2 separate regions of the Homo sapiens genome follow, and region 2 is linked to region 1. The links are chromatin loops, found by intact Hi-C in ENCODE. Cell type or tissue: Calu3. All regions are shown on one strand. Links, peaks and the distances in the headings refer to the core of each region. The heading gives the core; the rest is flanking DNA. Region 1 holds the start of LOC105377873 (a long non-coding RNA gene). Region 2 has its middle 24 kb from the start of LINC01526.

Region 1 (4,404 bases), core at 327-4,326:
GGAGGAACTCAAATGTGTTCTATGGAACCAGAGCATGCAGAGGAAGGGAGAGATGGCATGAGATTAGGCTGAACAGAATGTCAAAGTTCAGATCATGTAGGTTGTGGTGAGGAGTTTGAAAGATTTTAGATTTTTTGTGTAAGTGTTAGAAGCTATTGAAGGCTTTGAGCAGGAGAGTTGCATGACTGGATTTATCTTTTGAGATCCTTTTTGCTGCTGTATGGGGAATTCATGAGGGAAAAATAGAAGAGAAATGGGTTAATAGACTGCTGCAGATATCTGGGCAAATGATGATACTATCTTAGATTACTGCTATTCAAACTGTAGGTCACAACCCATCAGGGTTATATAGTCATTTTAGTGTTTTTTTTTGTGTAATGTAAGATATAATTACCTTTCTTAGAAAATATCATCTTTTTTTTTTTTTTAAATTTTAAAGCTGGGTGTCCTGGGGGAGACATCACATGTCAGCAGGTTCCGTGATGTCCCCTGAGCTGAAAAACCAGCAAGTTTTTATTAGGGATTTTCAAAAGGGGAGGGAGTGTATGAATAGGGTGTGGGTCACAGAGATCACATGCTTCACAAGGTAATAGAATATCACAAGGCAAATGTAGGCAGGGCGAGATCACAGGACCACAGGACCAGGGCGAAATTAAAATTGCTAATGAAGTTTCGGGCTCCAGTACATATAAAGAGACTTATTAAGAAAAGATCATCTTAATAAGTCTCTTTATATGTACTGGAGCACATTGGATTTAAAATTTTGGGATATGCTTTTAACCCGATGAGAAAATAGGTTAATAATAAATTGTCACTGAAAATCAGAAATGTGACTTGGAAAGAAAAGGTACATGTCATGGGCAATTACAGATGCAGAAATCCTTTAATTATAAAGCATGCCCTTACCTGAGGAACTTTATACTATGCTGACATGAGGCTACATCTAATAATAAGCCTTTTCATTTTACACACACAAACACACACCCACGATCTATGAACATGTTAAGACCCATATGTTCAAACAACCCATTTACAAATTGCTAGATGGGACCAGCATGAGCGCCTTACTCCCTTCACCAAATGAAGAAAGCAATTTTGTTATTTCATCACCTTTCTTCTTCCTGGAGTCCTGACAGCATCAGTTATAACAGCATGCCTCTTTTCCCTCATTTTATCAAACACCAGTCTTGCATTTGAGTAGGTGACAAACAAAGATGGCAGCTGTATTTTCCTAGTAGAATCTTAGAGCTCTTCAGAGTCACAAGAATGAGCCTCTAATGGCAGAAAATTAAATCCTAGAGGAAATAACACTAATGGCTACTTAAGATATCTTCCCCCATTGCTTCTCAATCCAGACCACTTAGGTAACTGCATATGTTGTTGTCCATGCATTTTGATAGAGCCATCCAGAGAACCACTCCTGACCTGAGTAGTTGTGCTGCTGACTCTACTGTAAAGCCATTCCTGTGCCAGATGAACCACAGAATTTCAGCAAGTAAGGAGCTAAAGACAGGGGAGCGTTGTAATCTTCAATCTGTTTCTTCATTCTCAAACCTCACAATGTTGGCTCTTTCTGCAGAATTTCAGTTTGTGTTTTATTCACTGAGGAAGTCTGGTACGTAGAAAAGCTTCCTCTTAGCATAGATAAGGCTAACAGGCTAACAGTTATTTGGGTAAGTAGGATTAATTATCAGGAAGCTGTTGATAGTTAATGGCTGACCTGTAAAAACCTGGTTAGAATGAGGTCAGCTAAAATAATAGGGTCTATTTTAAGTTTGGGTCATATAAGACGTCATTAAGGATCACATTATTTCAGCAAAGAAAATATTGCAGAGAGTTATCCTTTTAAAAGAAAATAGCCTTTCTGCTGGAAAGCTTCCAAACCACACCATTGCAAAACCTAAACACTTCAAACCATTGAATGCTAATGTTTAACTGCCTAGCTCTAGTTGTCTTGCAAACCTTTTCCCCTTTGGTAATTGACTTTTTCTGCAATCCAGGTGTCGTTCGGTGTTTTATCCCAATTTTGTTTCTTATGCTGAAGAAAACATATTTTCATTGCCTAGGGGTTAATTTTTTGAACCCCACATAATGTAGAATATATTCTACTCTGTTGCTTGTGATTAAGAGTAGTAATCAGCATTTTACTAGAGTTGAGGAAAGCAGCAAAGGGAAGGGCTAGCCCAAGGCATAATTGGGAAATGCCTGAAATTTTAAAGCCTTTGCCTCATAATTTGTCATTTAACTATTTTTGTGCCTTAATCTCTTGTTCAGTCACTTAGAGCTGCATGACCCCCTCTAAGCTTCAGTTTCCTCCTGTTGCAGGATTGACTGCACACAGTGCAGTGTGCAGCACATTCCCTGAGGCATAGTAAATGTTCAGAAATTGGTAGGTTATCATCATCATCCTCATCAACATTCCTAAACCTCGGGACTAAGGGATATTTCATATTGACTTATGATGAAATTGTTTGTAAAACATTTGCTTTTAATTTTATTCTCAAAGACTAAAAAACTTACCAAGCCCAAAGGAATGTGCCTCTAGTTCTAGTATTTGAGGCCACCACAGGAGGTGGAGAAGAAATGTGGTAGCGAGTGCGGGAGTCTTCCCTCCTTTGTAGTGCTGACAGCTACCTGTTCATTAGACTGGCCTTGTTGAAAAAAAATGATAATATGAGTCAGGCATGGGGACCAAGACAACATGCGGGACCTGCCCTGCTTACACCAGAGCAAGAGAGCCCATGTCCTGGTCCAGTTCCAAAGCCACTCCCCTGGCAGAACACCTGTCTGGATTCTTCCTCCTCCCTCCTGTCACCAAGATTCAGTGAAGAGTCTAATTAGTTAGTGGATGTTTAAATGCTGTATTGGAGGGGCAGATATAAGATCTGTGGGATCTAAAGATTATATAATTATGGGGGAACTCTTTAAAAGAATACAAAATTATAAGTAATAGATATGTGTGAATATTTAGTTAAGATGAGAAATCACCACAAAGTATACATATAAACAGCTAACAAATACCACAAACATAAAAAATCCAGAAAAATATTTATTAATTAAATCCCTGATTCATCCTACACTTTTTTTCTACTTTTTTCTTCTTGATTGCATACTCTTTGATTGCACCCCTATGTATGGTAGAAGAGGATTTCTGACTTTTCTGACTTAACACAGCATTGATGAGATTCAAAACCTTTGCTTACAATTTTTTTGTTATGATGATTTGAAAAATGTTCAAGTCTTCTTTCTCTTCTACTGCCCACATACTTCTGGCACAGCACAGCATGCTCATATAGTATTACAACCACTGTGTCTTCATTCTGTGATTGCAGATGAGTGGGAAGAGGGTTTCTGAAAGTATTCCTGCACATGGACAGGTAGCAATAATAATTACTATACCTGAAAATGACTGCAAACCACATAAATCCATCTCCCTAAACCCAAATAGAGGGACTCCCAATTTAATTTCCCATTAGCCAAATCTCAAAAATGTCCACAGCTAGTCTGGGACTATCCAACATGAAAAGGCATGGAAAATAATTCATATGAAAAGAGATTGCAGTCTTTTTTTTTTTAGAAGGTCTCACTGTCACCAGGCTGGAGTACAGTGGTGTGATCATAGCTCACTGTAACCTTGAACTCCTGGGCTGAAGCAATTATACTCCTGCCTAAGCCTCCCAAGTAGCTGGGATAACAATTGTGAGCCACCACACTCAGCCTAAACTGCAGTCTTAATCGTGGCTAAAATGTTTTGCTCTTTCAAATATTAGAAAAGCATATGCCCAAGCAAGTGAGAGTCCCTGAAGATGTAAACTTCTTTCGCTTCACAGAAAATCTACCTCTGCACAGAGGAATTAGCCCCATAGGATCCTGAGGATGAAGGTGAGTTCCTGCCCTCCCATGCTTACAGAAAGAGCTATTTTAGGCAGAAGCACTGTATACTATAAGAACTTATATAACAAAAATAATATCAGCATTATTACTGAAGTCCATTTTGTCCAAGCATGAAGCAATCTCAGGCAGAAATCACAATATCAGGCTCTTTGGAGAATGGAGAAGAAACTGGAACTGTCCACATCTTGAACTATGAAGAACCTGGTTCTTTCCTGTCCCCTCCCTCAGCTCTGCCCAAAGTGACCTGAAGAAGCAATTGTCTTTAATCTTATCTAGTTCAATAATTTTAATTGATTCTCTGAATCCAAACTCTACTCTGTCACTAACTAGCTGTGTGAGCTGGGACAAATTAGCCTAAGCGTTTGTATTCTCATACATAAAATGGCAAAAATATTTTATTTGCATAACTGTGAAAAAGATTAAATGGATAGTGTATGTACATTACCTGGCACCTAGTAGATAACTAAGATATTGTAGCCATTTTATTATTGTTCACATTTCAAGTGATAA
Region 2 (4,404 bases), core at 301-4,300, 71 kb after region 1:
TATATGTGCAATCTAGGAAAGTCAAACTCACAGAAGCAAAGAGTGGAACAGTGGTTACCAGCAGCAAGTTGAAGTAGGGTGGACAGGTGGGGTTGGCATGGGGAGATGTTGTCTGAGGATATAAGATTTTAGTTAAGTAGAAGGAATAAATTCAGAAGATTTATTGTACATCATGAGGGTTATAGTTAATAATAATGCATTGTACACTTGAAAATCGCTAAGGGAATAGATTTTAAGTGTTCCCATCACAAAAAATGATAAGTATGTGCAATAATAAATATGTTAATTAGCTTGACTTAGTCATTCCACAACGTGTGTGTGTGTGTATATATATATATATAAATATCATGCTGTATACCATAAATATATACAATTTTTATTTGTTGATTAAAAACATTTAAATTTAAATTTCAATAAATGGAAAGGGAAATGGGTTTGGAGTCACTCAGAACTGGATCAGATTCCTGGCTGCACAATTTACATGGACAAGTCCTTTAACCTTGATGAATGTCCACTTTCTCATCTTTAAAATTCACCTAATAATACCTCAAGAAATTTCTGGAAATATGAAATAAACTAATGTATGTGAAATGATTGGCAGATGATAGATGATCAGTATCAGGGTCAGTTTCCACCTCTCTGCCCCTCAGTTTCAATCCTTCTTCCCTGTCTTCTGCCCAGGGCTCTTTCATTCTATATCTGATACACAGACAAAATACAATAAATAGTTATTGACTGGGTGAACTTGTGTAAAGATGCTGGTGAGTAGACCATGTTTGCAAATGTGTAGAGTAATATCACCCTTTTGGCCAACCCAAATTCTTGCTTTGCATAGGGACTTCCTTAGCTCTCCAGAATTCCCAGATAGATAACAAGAGGGATACAGGTGAGATGGATATTATTATTGTTGTTTTATGTGCATCAGTATGTATAACTCTGCATGTAGATATTTATACTGGATGGATTTATATAAATTTTCTATTTTTGTGCAAGAGTTTCCTACATTCTACTTTTCTGGATTATGAGGAAATCTTTGAATAGAGTGGGCTTTGCCAACCTCTCCGTCCAAATTCCTGCCTTCTCTTTTCTCTTCCAGCATTCCCATGCCTTCTATATTATGGGTTAAATAATTCAAAAGTGCTCTACCTCCTTGGTGCCTTTGCACAATCATTTCTTCCATTAGACTCATCCTTCCCTTAATCTACCATGTATTAACTTGTCCTTTAGCTCAACCATTACTTCTGAGAAGACTCTCCTAACACCACCTCCTCTTTTCTCATAGTTGTCTAGACTTTTCTACTCACCATATTTTCCATTTTATTATTGGTTTAGTTTCTGTCTGTTTCCTCCCCTAGATTTTCATCCCATGAGAGCTGGGTCAGCAATTTTTCTTGCTTTCTTCTGTGTTTCTATAGTACCCCATAATTCCTGGCACATAGTAGGTGCTTTAAAAGTATTTGTTGAAGGAATGAATGAAGAGGTGAAAGCACTTCACAAATTCACATTTGCTTCTCTTCAAGTAATGCTCTTGTAAGTAGAAAATGGTTGGGTATATTTCCAACAAGGTCATTTTATATAATTTGGCAAACCTGAAAATGATTTTATGTCCGTCTGAGTCCCCAGCACTTAACTCAATATTGTTTTTAAAAAGTTTCTCATAATAAAATACAGCTAAATTTTCAGTGGGTATATAGAGGAAATACAGGAAGAAATACCACTTTTAAACAGGCAAGCTTCATGGGCCATTCACATCTAATGTGCAGCAGAAGCAATTCTATGAATTGTTTCCAATTCCATTATTATACCCATGATTTTTCAATAAGGATGCAACCGCATACCTCTGATTTCCTTCTTAGAATCTTTGTGATGTTGTCGATACAGGTGCACGCCTTCAGTATGCACAACATGATTCATAGAGTGTATAACATCACAGGAGGTTTAACAAACATAAGAAGTAACTAGAGTACAGTTGCTTGACTTGTGTTGCTAGGTTACTATCTAGTAATCCTCTTGCTTATCTTGGGCTTCTGGTATTTTCAATTCCATTTAGTGAGGGTTGGAGCTACTCTGATGTGTCTAGTTCTGTAATATATTAAAAGTCTAGCCAAAAAGAGGTGGCTATTCATTATAAGCGGGAGCTAAGTGTTTAAAAAAACACATGCAATGAGAGAAATAGACCAAATCATCAGGAAGGACAGTGTCAGAAAACTTTGTCTGACTTATTTTAATTCCTTTTTTTAACTATCTGACTGCATGTAAGTATTCATAAGGCTTATCTTGCCAATATAAAATATGCTAATCATGATATTAACATTTTTACTGTTAACACATATATTCTGCCCCCAAATGTCTTTTAGCACAGGTGAGAGAAAATTGGGTGAGTAACATGGTTTTCAGTAGTTCAAGTTTCCCACTCATGGATATTTAAAAATAGAATAATGGCAACATGTCTTTCCTAGAAATTCAAGAAGAATCATCTACTGACTGTCATAAAGCATGAACTATGAGTGATATACATGGGACATAAGAAATAGTTATGAACTTTTTTCTCCATTTAGGCCTAACAGAGCTGAAGAAGATAAAGAAAAATGAAAAGACAAGAAAAGAGAAAAGAAGAGAGAGAGTGAGAAAGAAGAAAGAAAAAAAGAAAGAAAAGAAAGAAGGAAGGAAGGACAGAAAGAAAAAAGGAAGAAAGAGAAGAGAGAAGAAAGAGAAAAGAAAAGGAAGAAAGAAAAAGAAAAGAAACTCTCAATAAATGAGAAGGGTCATTCATCCATTGAGGCAGGCAGGAAGTCACTATATATATTTTACACAGGTAATAAATGGCAGGGGTATTGCTTAGGGCAGGAGGAAAAAGGAATTAAACCCATAGAAAACTGGACAAAGTGCAATACTCTAGGAGTTAGACCTCCAAATTAAATCCTTACAATAATGTTGAGCAAGTGTTTTGATACGTGTATAAGCAGAGTCCTACTGGAACACAGAAGTTCTAATGCCTCCTGGAGGACAGCAGGGAGACTTCAGAGAGGAGATAGCCCTTGAGCAGACTTTCACAGCAATTGCATATTTCCTCCACCAAAATCTCCATAAGGCACTGAACTAATCCATTGCATTGCTGAACAGAAAGTTTATGAAGGGGAATAAAATACATCTGAGACTGGACAGCCACTTGAATTATTTCTAAAGTTCACACAACTCCAAGGTAACACTAACAACCACAACAATTACTATTATTACTAACATTTATTCACAATATTTTATTTTAAATTACCTTTAGTTAAATACTAAGAATCTACAGGACTTAATGCTACAGAACAGAAACCATAAGTAGAAGGAGGCAGTATCTCTCACTGATGAAAAATGAATGAGGACATGTGTTGAACAATGAAATACGGTTTAATAAGGTGTCTCATGTGAACCTGCATAAGACAGAAAAAAGTCTTGCTCTTTAAATCCATTAAACAATAACAAAGAAATTGGTGTCAGAAAACTTAGATATGCGTATTCAGCTATATTAAGTAAAACAAAGACCAAAAGAACTGGAATAATCTTAATTAGATGTTTATTCTAGTCAATATCTATATCTAGTGTGTATCATTTCGGACAGTTGTCTTTCTTTCAAAACCCTTCAGCTAGAATGCCTACCCCACTGTCACCTCCACTGCAGCCTTCAAGACCAAAGTCTTACATTATTATGTGGATCAAGGAGCCAAGCTCAAACAAACATAATCAACAGAGTTATGGTAAAAATTATAGTTGGTTAAATAGTTTACTGGCTCAACTTAAGCAAAAAGAAAGTCTAATTTTGCCAGAATATTGCAGTAGAAACTTCGTGAAGGGTATTGGGGCTGAGTCTACAAACATTTAGCCTAACTAGATTGGAAAGGAAACAAAAATTTAAAACAAAGAAACCAAAAAAAAAAAAAAGTGTGTTTGATTAATCACAGCTTGGCAATAGCTCCTCCACCCAATAGAACCCCAGAAGCATTTTCCTCTGCTGATCCCCTACCATCTTCTCAACTCATTCTTCTTAAGAGGCCCCAGTGAAAGTCAGTTCCACTAGATGTGTGCTGACTCAGTCAGGCCAGCCAACCTCGATTGAGAACTCACCTGAATGCAGGAGCCATGAGCCAGTCAGCTCATCTCTGAAGTGAGAGAAAGAACAGTTCACATCTTCGTTAATTAGATACTAGCAAACTAAATGAGTAGATTCATAGGAGTAGGCTATCATTTTACCACCTGAATGAGAAAAGGAGAGGTGGCACAGATATGATTCTTCAGCAAATTGGCTACAGCTGCCAAATTGCACATTCAGACAGCCCAAGACAGTAACTATTTAACAGAGTATCTGTGCTGGGCCTAAAATTTTCCTAAGACATGTTTTTATATATCTTATCATCAGTT

Evidence for each region. Peaks named below come from ENCODE experiments on the same cell type or tissue, not always from the same donor. Only the 100,000 strongest peaks of a DNase experiment are listed, where the experiment ranks them.
Region 2: it touches region 1 in a loop (4-fold over the local background); 10 of 110 quality-filtered maps call a loop at or near these places.

What each region holds. Positions count from the first base shown.
Region 1 is chr6:81,765,077-81,769,480 of GRCh38, forward strand. LOC105377873 (a long non-coding RNA gene) reads right to left here and starts at 3,339. Exons shown (of 3, transcript XR_942729.3): 1 at 3,204-3,339; 2 at 2,521-2,651. In Calu3, for the core only: no CTCF peak of the experiment used is centred there; DNase peaks (open chromatin) are centred at 1,885 and 2,706.
Region 2 is chr6:81,836,230-81,840,633 of GRCh38, forward strand. No RefSeq gene overlaps it. Among named protein-coding and RNA genes, the nearest start is that of LINC01526, 24 kb to the left of the region's middle. In Calu3, for the core only: no CTCF peak of the experiment used is centred there; a DNase peak (open chromatin) is centred at 1,892.